Linked DNA regions of Homo sapiens: all the other regions are linked to region 3. Evidence: chromatin contacts called from ENCODE Hi-C data. All regions are on one chromosome and are shown on one strand. Each heading gives the region's core, a stretch centred on a gene start or an enhancer-like site at or near the end of the contact. The rest is flanking DNA. Distances are from core to core; before and after follow the strand shown.

Region 1 (4,381 bases), core at 1,045-3,544, 3.9 Mb before region 3:
AAAGTGTAAAAACTAAGGTACATGTCACACAGTAGCTATTCGCTCACCTCCACCCAAACCTGGTCTCAGGAGTCGGGTCTTTGGTGTGTTACTGTGTGGATGGCATTGAATCCCAGGCCTGTGGATATCTGGATTTTTCCCTCTGGGCTCCTGTAGCCACAGAGATCTCACATCCTGGTTTTTACAGGCCAGTCTTGATTTAAAATAATCTATCCTAGTCTTCCCATGGTTCTTGCCTACTGTGGGAGCAAGTGGCCCAAATATTGCCTTAGGAATGTCAGTCTAGATTGATACCATACAGAACTAACCTACCTCTAGTTCCATCCCTCCTGTTCATTCATTTATTCTACTAACATATTTTTTAAAAGATGTACTATGGCCAGGCGCAGTGGCTCACGCCTGTAATCCTGGCACTTTGGGAGCCAAGGCAGGCGGATCACTGAGTTCGAGACCAGCCTGGCCAACATGGTAAAACCCTGTCTCTACAAAAAAAAATACAAAAATTAGCTGGGCGTGGTGGCGGGCGCCTGTAATCCCAGCTACTCGGGAGGCTGAGGCAGGAGAATCATTTGAATGCGGGAGGTGGAGGTTGCAGTGAGCTGAGATCGAGTCACTGCACTCCAGCCTGGGTGACAGAGTGAGACTCCGTCTCAAAAAAAATTACACACACACACACACACACACACACACACACACACACACACACTATATCCCAGGCATTGTGCAAGATACTGGGAATAAAATGGTGAATCAGACCCTCTTCCTGCCCTCATGTGGCTCCATATACTAGTAGAAGAGCTAGACGTGTGAACAGCCCAACAGTGCTATAACACGTGTGTGCTAGTTGCTGGGGCAACACATTTGAGGAGCTCTTTGCTCTTAGTGTCTCTCTTGGGAGGTATACCTGGTGCTACTTCCTGCTGTCAATTCTAATTAAGCACCTAAAAGAGATGTTGGATGTTACTTTTAGAATTATACAACATCAGAACTAGGTTTTATGTTCAACCACTATATTTCGCAGATGAAACCCAGAGAGGGCACAAGATATCCTTAAGCTTATGCAGGGAGATAGAAACACAGGTTCCTCAGGAGCTTAGGAGACCCTGTGTGTTGATTAGCTTGCACCAGGTGCTTTGGAAGGTACAAGGAACTCGGGAATAGTGACTGGGTTGGTTCTGGGGCTGAGTTGTGTGGGTAATCAAACAGTGGACAGCTTCATGCTGGGAAAAGATCCAGCTTGGCCAGGGAAGTGGAAGTGTGCGTAAGAAGGACGATGTGTGTCACTGATGCCCTAGGATATCTGGGGGTAGCAGATACCCTGCAACATCTCTGGCAGATTTATTGGCTGCGGCCTCTGCAAATGTCACCTCTTGTAGGTTTTAGGAAACGTGTGTGTGTTGGTGGGGGGGAGGGGGCTAACAGAACTGCAGCCCACTTTGGCAATGGGACTGCAGAGGAACTGGGACATTTCAGGGAGCTCCCTGGCCCTAGAGGGAGTGAAAGGACAGGATGGACAAGGGGTGAGGACAAGAAAAATTGAGAGCCACGTGGGCTTTGGTTGGTCTCTCCAATGGGATGAGTAGGGGAGAAAGGCATATACTATTTCATCCCTCCCTCTTCTTCCTCTATGTACCAATGGGGTCGGGTAGCATTTAGCTAATCTCCCAAGTCCGGCAGGGGGAGGGTCTTTTAGGAGAGCACTGCTGCAGCCGGCAGTGGAGAGCCTGGGCAGGGAGACAGGGAGAAAACTCCGGCAGCAGGGTGGTCTCTAGGGCTGACCTCGGAGCCTGGGGACAGGGGAGCCTATGCCGCACTGAAGGCGGGACGCTGTAAGCGAGGAGCAGCTGGGCCTGGGCGGACTCCTCGGCCAATCAGCCTCGGTCAGCAGCACCCTCAGGCGCAGGGCACTGTTTGGGCATTGCCTAGAGATCCGACACCCCGCCCAGATCAGCGCAGGGAGGCGAAAGCGACAGCCGGGCGCGGGAGGAGACCAGGGCAGCTGTCCCCTCCGCGAGGGTGGCCCTCGAGGCAATGCGGGTGGGGGCTGGTGAGGAGGCGGAAGGGCCGAGGCTGAGTGGGAGGGGCCGGGGCGCCAGGGCTGGAGCGCGCGGCTCGGGGGTGGAGGCTGCAGAGCCAGCGAGCGAGCGAGGGGCGGGGGCGCCCGGGCCGGCGCGCAGGAGGGGCGGGGGCGGCGGGGAGGGGGGCTCGGGCTGCGTGTGCCGGAGCCGGCGGGGGCGGCGGTGCGTGCGCATGACGCGGGGGGAGGGCCTGGGCCGCGCGCTCCCGGTCCCGTTGTTGTTGCCGCTGGAGGCTGCTCCGAGGCAGCGGGATCACGGCGCTGGGAAGCGCTCGGCAGCGGCGGCCACAGCGTGCGCGGCGGCGCCTCCTGGCCTCGGCCTCCGGCCCCCGGCCCCCGGCTCCATGCGCTAGCCCCGCGCCGCCAGCCCAGTAGTCCCGGCCCCGCCAGCCCCGCGCTCCCGCTCGCCGCTGCCGCCGCCGCCGCCGCCGCCGCCTCCGCCGCGCCGCCCCGGGCCCGCCTCGGGCCCCACGGCTCCGAAGCCATGAACTTCCAGGCGGGCGGGGGGCAGAGCCCGCAGCAGCAGCAGAGCCTGGCGGCTCCGGGGGGCGGCGGCGCTGCCGCGCAGCAGCTCGTCTGCGGCGGGCAGTTCGGCGGCGCGGGGCCCGGGGCCGGGGGCGGCGGCGGCCCCTCGCAGCAGCTGGCCGGCGGGCCCCCCCAGCAGTTCGCGCTCTCCAACTCCGCGGCCATCCGGGCCGAGATCCAGCGCTTCGAGTCCGTGCATCCCAATATCTACGCCATCTACGACCTGATCGAGCGCATCGAGGATTTGGCGCTGCAGAACCAGATCCGGGAGCACGTCATCTCCATCGAGGGTGAGCGGAGCCGGGGGCTGCGGGAGCCGGGGCGCAGTGGCCTCTCCGGCGCCGGCCGAGGGCTCCACAGGCCGTGCCTGGCCATGCTCTCCCTGTCGGGGGTCCTTGCGCGCTTGAGGACCAGGCCACGAGGTTTGCCGATCTGTGTTGCAGAACCGGCGGGCAGCTTCGCCATATCTCGTTCGGGGACACTTTGGGGTTGGGGGTTTTCTGCTGACTGTGTTCCAGGGCGCGAAGGTGGTGTCGCTTGGGGGGGCCGGGACCAGATCTGTCCAGGCCTGGCCGGGGAAGGTGGGCGCGGCAGAGGGCTTCAGCTGCGGGGAGGTGGGGTCGTGACCGGGGAGGCTTCTTAGCCGCTGCCCGGGCCCTGCTCCGCAGTGGGGCGGGGGATCGGAGCCTCGCGTTAGTGGATGGCAGCCTTCCCGGGCCCAGCGCCCGCAGGCCCGGAGGGTGGCGCTCGCCGCGGCGCCCTCTCCCGACGCACACCCCCTACGCCGCGGCGGCCAAGCGGGAGCGGGCCGGGCCTGGCGCTGGGCTGAGGCTCAGCGACCGCGTGGGAGGCGCCGGCAGGTCCATCCGCGCTTTGGCCGGGTCATGAGCCTGACGGGGATCCGCGGCTCCTCGGTCTGGAGGCAGCTGCTGGGCAGCCGGGTGCTGACCGACCGCCAGGGACACCGCACCCGGAGTCGGGGACCGGAAACCCCCGGCCACTGCGCTGCCTAGCGCTTTTTTCTCTGGGCCCTTAGGCCCTGGACTTTCGACCGCTGAGGGCACAGGAAGTGGTGGCACGCTGCTGGCAGATGCCTCGCAAGCCCTGGTGTGGTGGGTGCTGGAGGCACCCGCAGGCACCCCGGTGGCATGGTGACCTTCGAGCGGGCACGGACAGATGGGCCTCACCCTGGGCCATCTGCTTCCTCCCCCAGCTCTGTTTGAAAGGGGACGCCCACCGGCAGGTGGTGGGTTTGGCCTCAGTGGAAATGCAGTGAGAGCCAAGGCCTTTTGCGATAACATGGAGTTATGGGCAGGGGCCTGTCCCTGACTTGGGCCTTAAGGTTAGGGCCCCACTCCCAGCTTCATCTGCTTGCCTGAGGTTCTGGGGGATAGTGCACCTGAACACCTCCCTTTCTGCTTTCAGAGGTCCCCATAGCCGGGGAAGAAGTACTGGGTCTGGGGGGACCCCATGTGGTGCTGGGTTCTATCTTTTGTTGTGACATGCCAGTCTGACTTCCTTCTGCCTTTTCCCAACCCGTTCTTATTTCTTTCCTCTCAAGGCTGAGTTCTCTGTGAACTAATTAGGTGACAGAAAAAACTCATTAACGTGGATCTGAGTAAATGGCCTGAATCACCGCTGTGGCTGGGGACTAGGAGATGGCATTTGTGCGAGCCCTGGGCCCCAAAGACAGGAGATGACCAATTTTTCCTCTTAGATCTGAAGAGGGTGGAGGCGGGAGAGACATCGTTGCTGCAGCTTCACTGTCCTTGGAGGAAG
Region 2 (4,154 bases), core at 29-2,528, 3.4 Mb before region 3:
GAAGCTGATGAAGGCCAGAGTAGCTGGAGGGAAATGCAGGGAGGAAAGAGGCACCAGGTGAGGCTGGGGAGGGAGGAGAAGGGGGCAAGGAGGGCGTGCCGGGAAGTGCGGACTCCTACAGGCAAAGGAAAAGTACCGGAGGCTTTAGAAATGAAAGCGATGGGATTAGAAATATGTTTGAAGGAAATATCTCCAACAGCAGCATGGCAAATTAATTGGAGGGGGCAGAGCAGGTGCTGGGAGAGCTTGGCTGCTGGAACGGTCCATAGGAAGATGACACTGGCCGGGAGTGAGGGAGAGAGGTGAACAAGCCGGAAGCAGCAGCAAGGAGCTGTTCTCTTGGACCTGGAGTCAAGCAGCTTTCCTGTTAAAACAGCTGGGAGGATGCGGGCATTTATGGAATCAGGCTGGTTAAAAAGAAAGAAAACAAACCGAAGAAGGAAGGGGAAGGAAGGAGATGGGCACAGAGAGATCAGTGTCAGGGGAATCTGAGCCGTGGAGGAGGGCACGACCTCCAGGCTGAAGGCACAGGATGAGATGTAGGCCTCAGACAGGGCAGCGAGAAGCCCATATCCAGTGCTCCAGGAGGGAGGGGAATCGTATGGGATGTGAGTTATATCACAGGGGTCCGAAGCATGGGTAAGGACTCAGCACAGCTGGCTGTGGGGTTGGAGCTGAACAGCTGTAGGGCCAAGAGGCCATTCTTCAACACATCCACCAGGAAGCAGAGAAAGTTCTGAGATGGGAGGTCACATGGCCCTAGAGCAATGGCCAGAGGTGCTCAATGCCCTGGGCCCTGATGACTTTCCAGCTGGTTCCAGTTACTTGCGAAGACTGGTGACGAGTCCCACTTACCAATACCCCCGAATCCTCCCAGCATTGTCCTCTGCTTAAACTAGTCAGGGATCTTCCGGTGACAAAACCTCTATCTACTCCAAGACAACAACCCTACCTCACCAAGTCGGAGACACCACCAAATGTGAAGTCACGTCCTGACTTCAGAGATACTGAAATGTGTACCTAGACCCTACAGAATAGGGCAATATGTTACATATGGCGCCAGCTCCAGAGGAACAACTTTAATTACAGGGATTTCATACAATTGTAACTACTCATAATCCAGAAACAATAAGTCTCTTATCTACGAGGAGTGTGTGAACTCAGCAGGGAAGGGTAGAGTTTGGAAAGCAGATAATCACCCGAGCCTTCTCGTGCCCTAAGTAATGATCGACAAGTACCAGACTGTGCCCACACACCTGCCACTTTGATATCTCCACCAGCAGAGGTCAGTGCCCCGCAGTAGAGTCAAGAAACCTGCAAGTTGACGCTTGGCTGTGAGAGTCAAGGGACAAGGGAATAATTCAATAGATGACCACAAATACACAGGGAGGCAATTCTCCCTTAAGCAAGTTCCAGCAGCTTCTAAGCCTTGTTTTCATTATACTCCCCTCCCTGAGTCTTTTTTATACATTCTCCCCCAACTGTCCTACCCCCACGACATTTTAATAGCACAGATATACTGTGTATTTGTTCATGTGCCGTGGCCCTTTGGGTGGCCAAAATCCACTGTAACAGCTGCAATTTTTTTGTCTCCCAACAAGAACCGATCTTCACTTACTCAGGGTGTTACTCACTCCAGTTGAGAATGAATGAGTTTTGAGTGAACACACATTTTTGTTTTGTTTATTTGTAAAGAGTGATTATTGGTTGCTTTGGGGTCTGATTTTTAAGCGAGAGAGAAAAAGCAAAAGATCACCAAGTGCCGGCCCCCTGGTTTTATAGAGAAAACTCTTAACGACAGCAATAACAACAAAACAAAGCCCGGAGAGGCCTCACGGGTTGTCCAAGGAAATACAGGCCCTTCATCACAGATCTGGGCCTGAATCCCGAGATGCCTCACTGAAAGACAATGCTTTCTTTCCCTCCTACGAAAAGTGGCCCCTACTTTTACCTATTTTGATCACTGTAGGTGAGGCTGACCAGTTTTGCTAGAAACAAGCAAGATTGGCTGGGTGCAGTGGCTCACACCTATAATCCCAGCACTTTGGGAGGCCGAGGCAGGCAGATCGCTTGAGGCCAGGAGTTCGAGACCAGCCTGGGCACCATGGTGAAACCCCATCTCTACTAAAAATACAAAAATTAGCCAGGCATGCTGGTGCATGCCTGTAATCCTAGCTACTCAGGAGGCTGAGGCATGAGAATTACTTGAGCCTGGGAGGCAGAGGTTGCCGTGAACCGAGATTGTACCACTGCACTCCAGCCTGGGCAACAGAGCGAGACAAAAATAAAAAGAGAGAAAAATAAAGCAAGATTGAGGCACGTTCTGGAAAGAAGATTCTATTTCGTTGTTGTCATTTTGTTTTTGTTTTTTGGAGACATGAAATTACTCCAGGCTGAAGTACAGTGGTGCAACCACATGCGCTCGGGTGATCCTCCCACCTCAGCCTCCCAAGTAGCCGGAACCACAGGCGTGCACCACCATGCCTAGCTAATTTTTAAAATTTTTTATAAAGACGGGGTCTCACCATGTTTCCCAGGCTGGTCTTGAACTCCTGGCCTTAAGCAATCTTCCTGCCTCTGCCTCCCAAAGTGCTGGGATTACAATGGTGAGCCGCCACGCCCGGCCTGGATTCTACTTTGGAAAATCTTTGCAAGTGAAGAAGAATAGGACAGAATGGCTGAACTGGGATGAAATAAGCGGCAAATGAGGAGGAAGAGGAGAGACAGTCAGTCTGGCAAGACACTCTCTGCTAAGAAGCGGGTAAAATCACCACAGCAAGTTATCAAAAACTTGAAAGAGCCCAGCTCCTCCGGCAGCTGGGAGAGAATGCGGACCGCTCTAAAGAGGCTGCAGACTTCATGAAGTGGTACCAGAGTAGAGCAGGTTTATTAATCACGGATAAAACTGCTGAATAATTACCTACTTCAAAAAGCATTCATGAGTTGTGTTTAGGTGCTTACAAAGTACTTTGTGCTTGGTCCTGGCCAGTAAGTTAGTTCAAGGCAGTTAATATAGATAAACACAAACACAGCAAAGACGTGGTCGGTGTAACAATTACAAATGTAAAAAGCAAACACAGAAAGGGATTGCTGGCTGGGCACCGTGGTTCATGCCTGTAGGTCCCAGTAGTTAGGGAGACTGCAGCCGGCAGATCACTTGAGCCCAGGAGTTTGAGACCAGCTTGGCCATCATAGTGAAACCCCATCTCTACTAAAGTACAAAAATTAGCCAGGCATGGTGGCATGCGCCTGTAGTCCCAGCTACTTGGGAGGCGGAAGCACCACTTGAGCCCAGGAGGTTGAGGCTGCAGTGAGCTGAGATCGCATCACTGTACTTCACCCCAGGTAAGAGTGAGACCCTGAGGGAGGGAGGGAGGGAAAAATTGCTATGGGCAAGGCTTCTCATACACAAAATCATTTCCTCCCCCAATATGCCCACAAAGTAACTACAAACACTTAATGAAATCATTGAGATCCAAAGCACTGCTGAGAACTTGCTATGTGCCAGCTGTGGTAGCAGGCACGGGGGAGAGAAAGGTGAATGCCAGAGAAGTACAGAGGGTATTCAGAGAAGGCCTCGGAGACCAGATGAGACTTGAGCTGAGCCTTGAAGTCTTACTAAGATCGGTGTGGCATGGAAAGCATGCAGCCCTCATCACGTGCCACCCCCTAAGGCACAGGCACAGTGAGGGAGACACAGAGCAGGGGGCTGGCACACTATGCCTGAGGGCCAAATCTGGGTTTTGGTAAAGAAGTTTTACTGGAGCCGAGCCCCGCCCCTTGGATTGTGTTAGCTGCTTTCTGCTTTCTTGCTACAAGGGCAAATTGAGTGGTTGTGACAGAAACTGAGACCATAACACCCGCAAAGGCTAAAATATTTACTATCTGACCCTTTACAGAAAAAGTTGGCCGGCCCATGTCCTGTTATTCCAAGAGGGGTCTGTGAACCGGCAGCAGGAGCGGCCCCTGTGCTAGGCAAGTCCCACCCCAGACCTAGAGAACTGGAATCTGCCTTTCAAAAAGATCTGTGGCTATTCTTATGCACAGAGAGGGAGGGGCACTGAGCCTGCGGAGTAAGAGAAGTCTGCACCTGTCGGATATACGGACAGAGGAACGTGGTCAAGACCTTCCCATAGAGGAGTGAGGCCATCAAA
Region 3 (4,716 bases), core at 2,217-4,716:
GGAACACATCAGAAGGCTGGCAGGTGGGGACACAAGGACGTGTTTTAGTTTGGGCATGCCATTCTTTGGGGGTCGTGTTAATATCTGGCAAGAGGCATCCAGTTGCAGCTAGGAAAAGATGTGGATCTCCCTGACAGAAAGTCATCAGCATTGTTACATAGATGGGAGCCACAGCCATGAGCGTGAAGGTGGTCGCAGTGCAGAATGGGAGGGGAGCTAGAGAGCAGACACAGCAACTGATACTTCAGGGACAGGTAGGGAAGTGCAGTATCACAGGAGAGGAGCGTCAACAGAAGCCAAGGAAGTGAGGGTTAAGGAACAGTCGACAGTCAAGTGCTTCAGAAGAGGTGGGCAGTGTCTAAGCTGACAGTGCACACCAACTGTCAAAGTGACATGGTGCCCACAAAGCTCAAGTGACCCACCAGGGCAACGCTCTTCCAGGTCCCCTCTCTGCAGCAGAGAGCTTTCTTCTTTCACTTATTAAACTTTTGCTCCAACCTCAAAAAAAAATAAAGTCACCCACAAGCTAGACAACCTTTTCAGAATACTTTACCGACCACTAATAGATATGAACTAGAGCAGAGGCTCAATATTTAGTAAGTGAAAAAACAGCGGTCACTGGCCATGGGCCACTTTACCTTTCTTCCTTCCCTTGACCTCTAAGCATTTTTAGCTTCACGCATCCATTCGACTGGTCTTCAGAAAAGGCACCCCTCCTTTTCCTATCCTCCAGTCTGTTTCTGATCCTACTCCCTTCTTCATGAGTTTCCCTGTCCATAGCTATGTTCCCTCCACCTGTAAACAGTAAAGTCACCCACATCCTTCCACGCGCTTGTGATGCAACACAGATCCCTCCCCAGCCCTCTCTTCCTCAGGCACCTTCTCTATTTCCTTCTCAGGACAAACTTCCTGAAGAGTCTAACCTTTCTGTTCTCAGTTTCCATTCACTCTTCAACTCCCTGCAATCCAGCCCCTTCCACCAACACTCTACCAAAAACACTTTACTCGGTTTTCACGAACTTTGAGGATGCCAAAACCAATAGCTTCTCTTCAATCTCCACACTACTGAGTATCTTAATAGATTTATCTCATATCACTCTGTTCCAGATATAGTGATCATCCTGATGTATCCCAAACGCATGAATGCCTTCATTCCTCAGCACATACGCTCCACATGAAAATATTCCTTCATGTTCTTAACTTCTGCTTATCTCAAAACCCAACTGAAATGACATCTACTGAGTGACATTTCAGTGGTGTCTACTTTGCACCCCAGTGGAGAAATCTGCTACACCTTGTACTGTGATATGTCCAGGTGTGCTCCCTCCCCCACCAATGAGGGGCGCTAAAGGGCAGGTACCATGTCCTCTTCACCTCTGTATTATACCTGGCACCTAGTCCATGCCTGCCTCATATTAGATGGTCAACATGTGAACTTATAATCCACAGTCATAAGAGTCAGAGAATCAGATGTCCAGGCTCAAAACTTTTCAGAAAATATACTGTTTCAGATGAAAGTGGTTTGCCAAGGACATTTTTAAGCACTTAGATTTGATTCAAAGTCGAGTAAATATGGTTCCAGTTCAACTTGTTCCAGGTTTTAAGTAACATTTGGTTCAAGTCCCCTATAAGAGCCAAAGTCCTAAAATGAAACACGAAGGCTAGGAAGGAGGGGGAAGAGAAAAATGGTGGATAGCAAAAAACAAAAACAAAAAAACAAACAAAAAAAAGAGGGGCGGGGGAATCATCAATACTGGAAAAAGCTAACACTGTTACAGGCACTCATCTTCATCGCTCCGTGTTCAGCAACTGTTTTACTCTGTAAATTCAAAGATAGAAGGCTTTTTTTTTTTTTTTGAGACGGAGTCTAGCTGTTGTTGCCCAGGCTGGAGTGCAGTGGCGCGATCTCGGCTCACTGCAACTTCCACCTCCCAGGTTCCAGCAATTCTCCTGCCTCAGCCTCCCGAGTAGCTGAGACCACAGGCGCCCGCCACCACGCCCGGCTAATTTTTGTATTTTTAGTAGAGATGAGGCTTCACCATGTTGGCCAGGCTGGTCTCGAACTCATGACCTCAGGTGATCCACCCGCCTTGGCCTCCCAAAGTGCTGGGATTACAGGGGTAAACCCGGCCTTGAAGTCTCTTTACCCTAAAGTTACAGGGCAAAAAGGGTCCAAAAAGTTGTTACAAGGACGAACCTCAAGAAGGCCAAGATCACTCAGCCTTCTACAATTCCTTCTACACCATCCAAGTTCATCTGCGAAATATGAGTCTCCGCCCTTCCAGGCCTAACTCTGATCACTGGGGATCCCCATCCTCCAAGGTGGGGGCCACTGATGTCACACCCAAGGCAACACAACTGTACAGCTAAACTTTTAAGAAGGAAATATTTTGAAGATTAACCTGAAGAGGATATTCAACTAAGATGCATTCCTACCACGGACTGATAACTGTGTGACATCAAACAGATATATTATTATAGGAATACTAAGGAAAACCCACAATATCCTTTGGCGTGAGCCCAAACTACACAAAATTAAATGTGTAATGTGATGGTGTTACCAGGGTACCGTAAAATTAATCGTCCAAGTGGGAAAATCAAGGAAGACGAATGCCAGCCCCCACGTGCAGGGACACAGGCTGGAAGGGAGCGCTCCTCAGCCCCGCACAGGACGGCAGCTGCCCGGGTGGCGGAGGCGGCCAAGCCGGTGCACGGCCACGACCCCCGCCGGCCGAGCGAGGCTGGGGTCCCCGCGCGAGCTGCCCCGGCTGGGGATCCCGGCGCCCCTCGTCCGCCCTCGGAGCTGCTCTCCCGGGAGCCGAGACGCCCGGCGCGGGGAATGGGGAGACGCGACCCCGCGCCCGTCCCGCTCAGCAAAGGAGCAGAGAACGAGGCGGCCCGGTGGGTCGGGGGCGGCGACCCCAGGGCCGCAGGCCGGGGGCTCAGGGCGCGCACTAGGGGCCGAGGTACAGAGCCCCAGCCGCCTTCCCTCCCGCACTCCCCCGGGCCCGGGCCTCCCGCGCCCACCCCGCGGTCGCCCCTGCCCTCAGCGCAGTCAGGCCAGCGGCCTCGGCGGACCCGACGCTCTGCGCCCGGCGCGCGCCCGCGGCAGGAGCGGGGACGGGGACGGGGACGGGGACGGACGGGGACGCGGACGGGGGAGGAGGCCGCGGCAGGGGCGGGCGCGGTACCTGCGGGTCGATGTCGCCCACCGCGTAATACTTGACCTCCCTGAACATCTCCTCAGGAACTTTGGGCGCCTGGTCCGACATGATCGCGGCGGCCCGGGAGGCTCCGCGGCGGCGCCCGGCCCCGCCCACCCCCCGCCCCCGGCCCCCGCGGCGCCCGGCGCCCCCACTCGCCCCGCCAACGGCCCTGCCCGCGCAGCCCGGGCCCGGTCCTGCGAATCGGGGTCCGCTCCCCCGCCCTCCGCGCCCCCGCCCGCGCCCGCGCCGAGCGCCCGAAGCGCGGGAGCCGCGCGCGCCCTGCGGGACGCACCATCCCGCCCCGGCCACCGAGGGGGAGCGCCGAGGAGCCGCCCGGCCTCCAGTGACGCCCCGCGCCTCTGCCGCCAGCCACGGCTCCGGGGTAGCTGGCGCCGGCAGCCCGCTCTGGCCCTTGCGGTTCCGTGGCCGCCGCTCTGCAACGAGGGGGCCCCGAGGACGAGGGGAAACCAGCTCCCCCCTCGGCGGGGCCGGAGTGAGCCGGTCCCGGGGAGGAGGGGAGCTGGCAGGCCCCTCCCGTCGCCACATGCGGCTGCTCGGGGGCGGCGCATGCGCGCGGCGGAGGGGGGGGTGGGGCCTTGGGGCCGCGAGTGGGAGCGGGAGCGGTTCTGCGGCCTCCTCGGGCTTCTTGGCCCTGGGCGGAGTGGGATTGGGTGTCCCGGCTGTTCGCAGTGGCCGCGAGTGCGGCCGGACCTGGAGTAGTACCTGAGCCGCTCTGGCCGAGCAAGGCGCGGGGCCCCGGTCTACACCGCGCTGGACCCGGCTATGCCGTGACGGAATTCCCGAGGCCGTAGCGCCACGCGAGACGCGCACTGGTGGCCTCCGCGGCGAGTCCTGGGGTCTCCGCAAGGCCTCAGTGCCCGAGCTGGGGACGTGCTGGGGGGAGGCCCGGCCCCGTCGCTGCCCGAGGCCCCGCTGTCCCGGCCGGACCGGCCTGGTCCCTGGCGTCCTGTCGGGTCCGCGCTGGAGGAGAGTCCCAGACAGCAGAGCCCGCGGTGCAGCTCCAGCCCCGGGAAGCCCCGCGCTCAACAGGTTAATACTACACAGCGGCGATTCTAATGGTCACGCTTTTATTTACAGCTCGCCTCCCTTCCGCCAAGATTCACAGAACACGGCAGAGTGGCCTCGGGATCACCTGCCCAAGACACCTGCACGACCGGAAGTTGGGAGAAGAAATTAAGGCCATGATGATGAACGCAGCCTTTCTCGTTTATTTCCAATCCCACAACAAACCGGAGTCCAGGAACTCATGGGTGATTATCGGACTATTACCTAGTCGTAAAACTGTGGAGCATTGGTGTCTAAAGGAATCTGAGACAGACCCGCAGTGTCTCCCCCACATGCCTTAAGTCACTTCTGCCAAGCAGAAAATCATTTTTAAGTAAATGTTAGTGAAATTGGTTTTAAAAAAGAGAAGGGGCCGGGCGCGGTGGCTCACGCCTGTAATCCTATCCTTTAGGAGGCCGAGGTGGGCGGATTGCCTGAGTTCAGG

The links. Hi-C counts contacts between places; a loop is a spot of excess contacts on that map. Pooled maps may share reads with other maps.
Region 1: a pooled map shows a loop between it and region 3 (5-fold over the local background). The contact joins the promoter of AGAP3 here to the promoter of PAXIP1 in region 3. A Hi-C loop is called at or near these places in 1 of 168 maps with a recorded cell type or tissue (tibial artery), 1 of 37 single-sample maps with no recorded cell type and 5 of 50 pooled maps.
Region 2: a pooled map shows a loop between it and region 3 (2.4-fold over the local background). The contact joins the enhancer-like site here to the promoter of PAXIP1 in region 3. A Hi-C loop is called at or near these places in 3 of 37 single-sample maps with no recorded cell type and 6 of 50 pooled maps.

Annotation. Positions count from the first base shown.
Region 1 is chr7:151,084,181-151,088,561 of GRCh38, forward strand. AGAP3 (ArfGAP with GTPase domain, ankyrin repeat and PH domain 3) reads left to right here and starts at 2,295. Exons shown (of 18, transcript NM_031946.7): 1 at 2,295-2,892. The coding sequence starts at 2,562. RefSeq lists silencers at 2,015-2,264, 2,315-2,404, 2,771-2,840, 3,201-3,470 and an enhancer at 3,691-3,850.
Region 2 is chr7:151,625,338-151,629,491 of GRCh38, forward strand. The region is part of intron 5 of PRKAG2 (protein kinase AMP-activated non-catalytic subunit gamma 2); the gene reads right to left. Among named protein-coding and RNA genes, the nearest start is that of RHEB, 110 kb to the left of the region's middle. Within about 2 kb of position 1,279, at least 2 of the 41 ENCODE cell types and tissues checked have a DNase peak (open chromatin) inside an H3K27ac peak, as active enhancers do.
Region 3 is chr7:154,999,658-155,004,373 of GRCh38, forward strand. PAXIP1 (PAX interacting protein 1) reads right to left here and starts at 3,467. Exons shown (of 21, transcript NM_007349.4): 1 at 3,192-3,467. The coding sequence starts at 3,272. It overlaps PAXIP1-DT (PAXIP1 divergent transcript), which reads left to right and starts at 3,776. Exons shown (of 1, transcript NR_028090.1): 1 at 3,776-4,716. RefSeq lists silencers at 2,608-2,757, 2,928-3,297, 3,328-4,017, 4,038-4,117 and an enhancer at 4,362-4,716.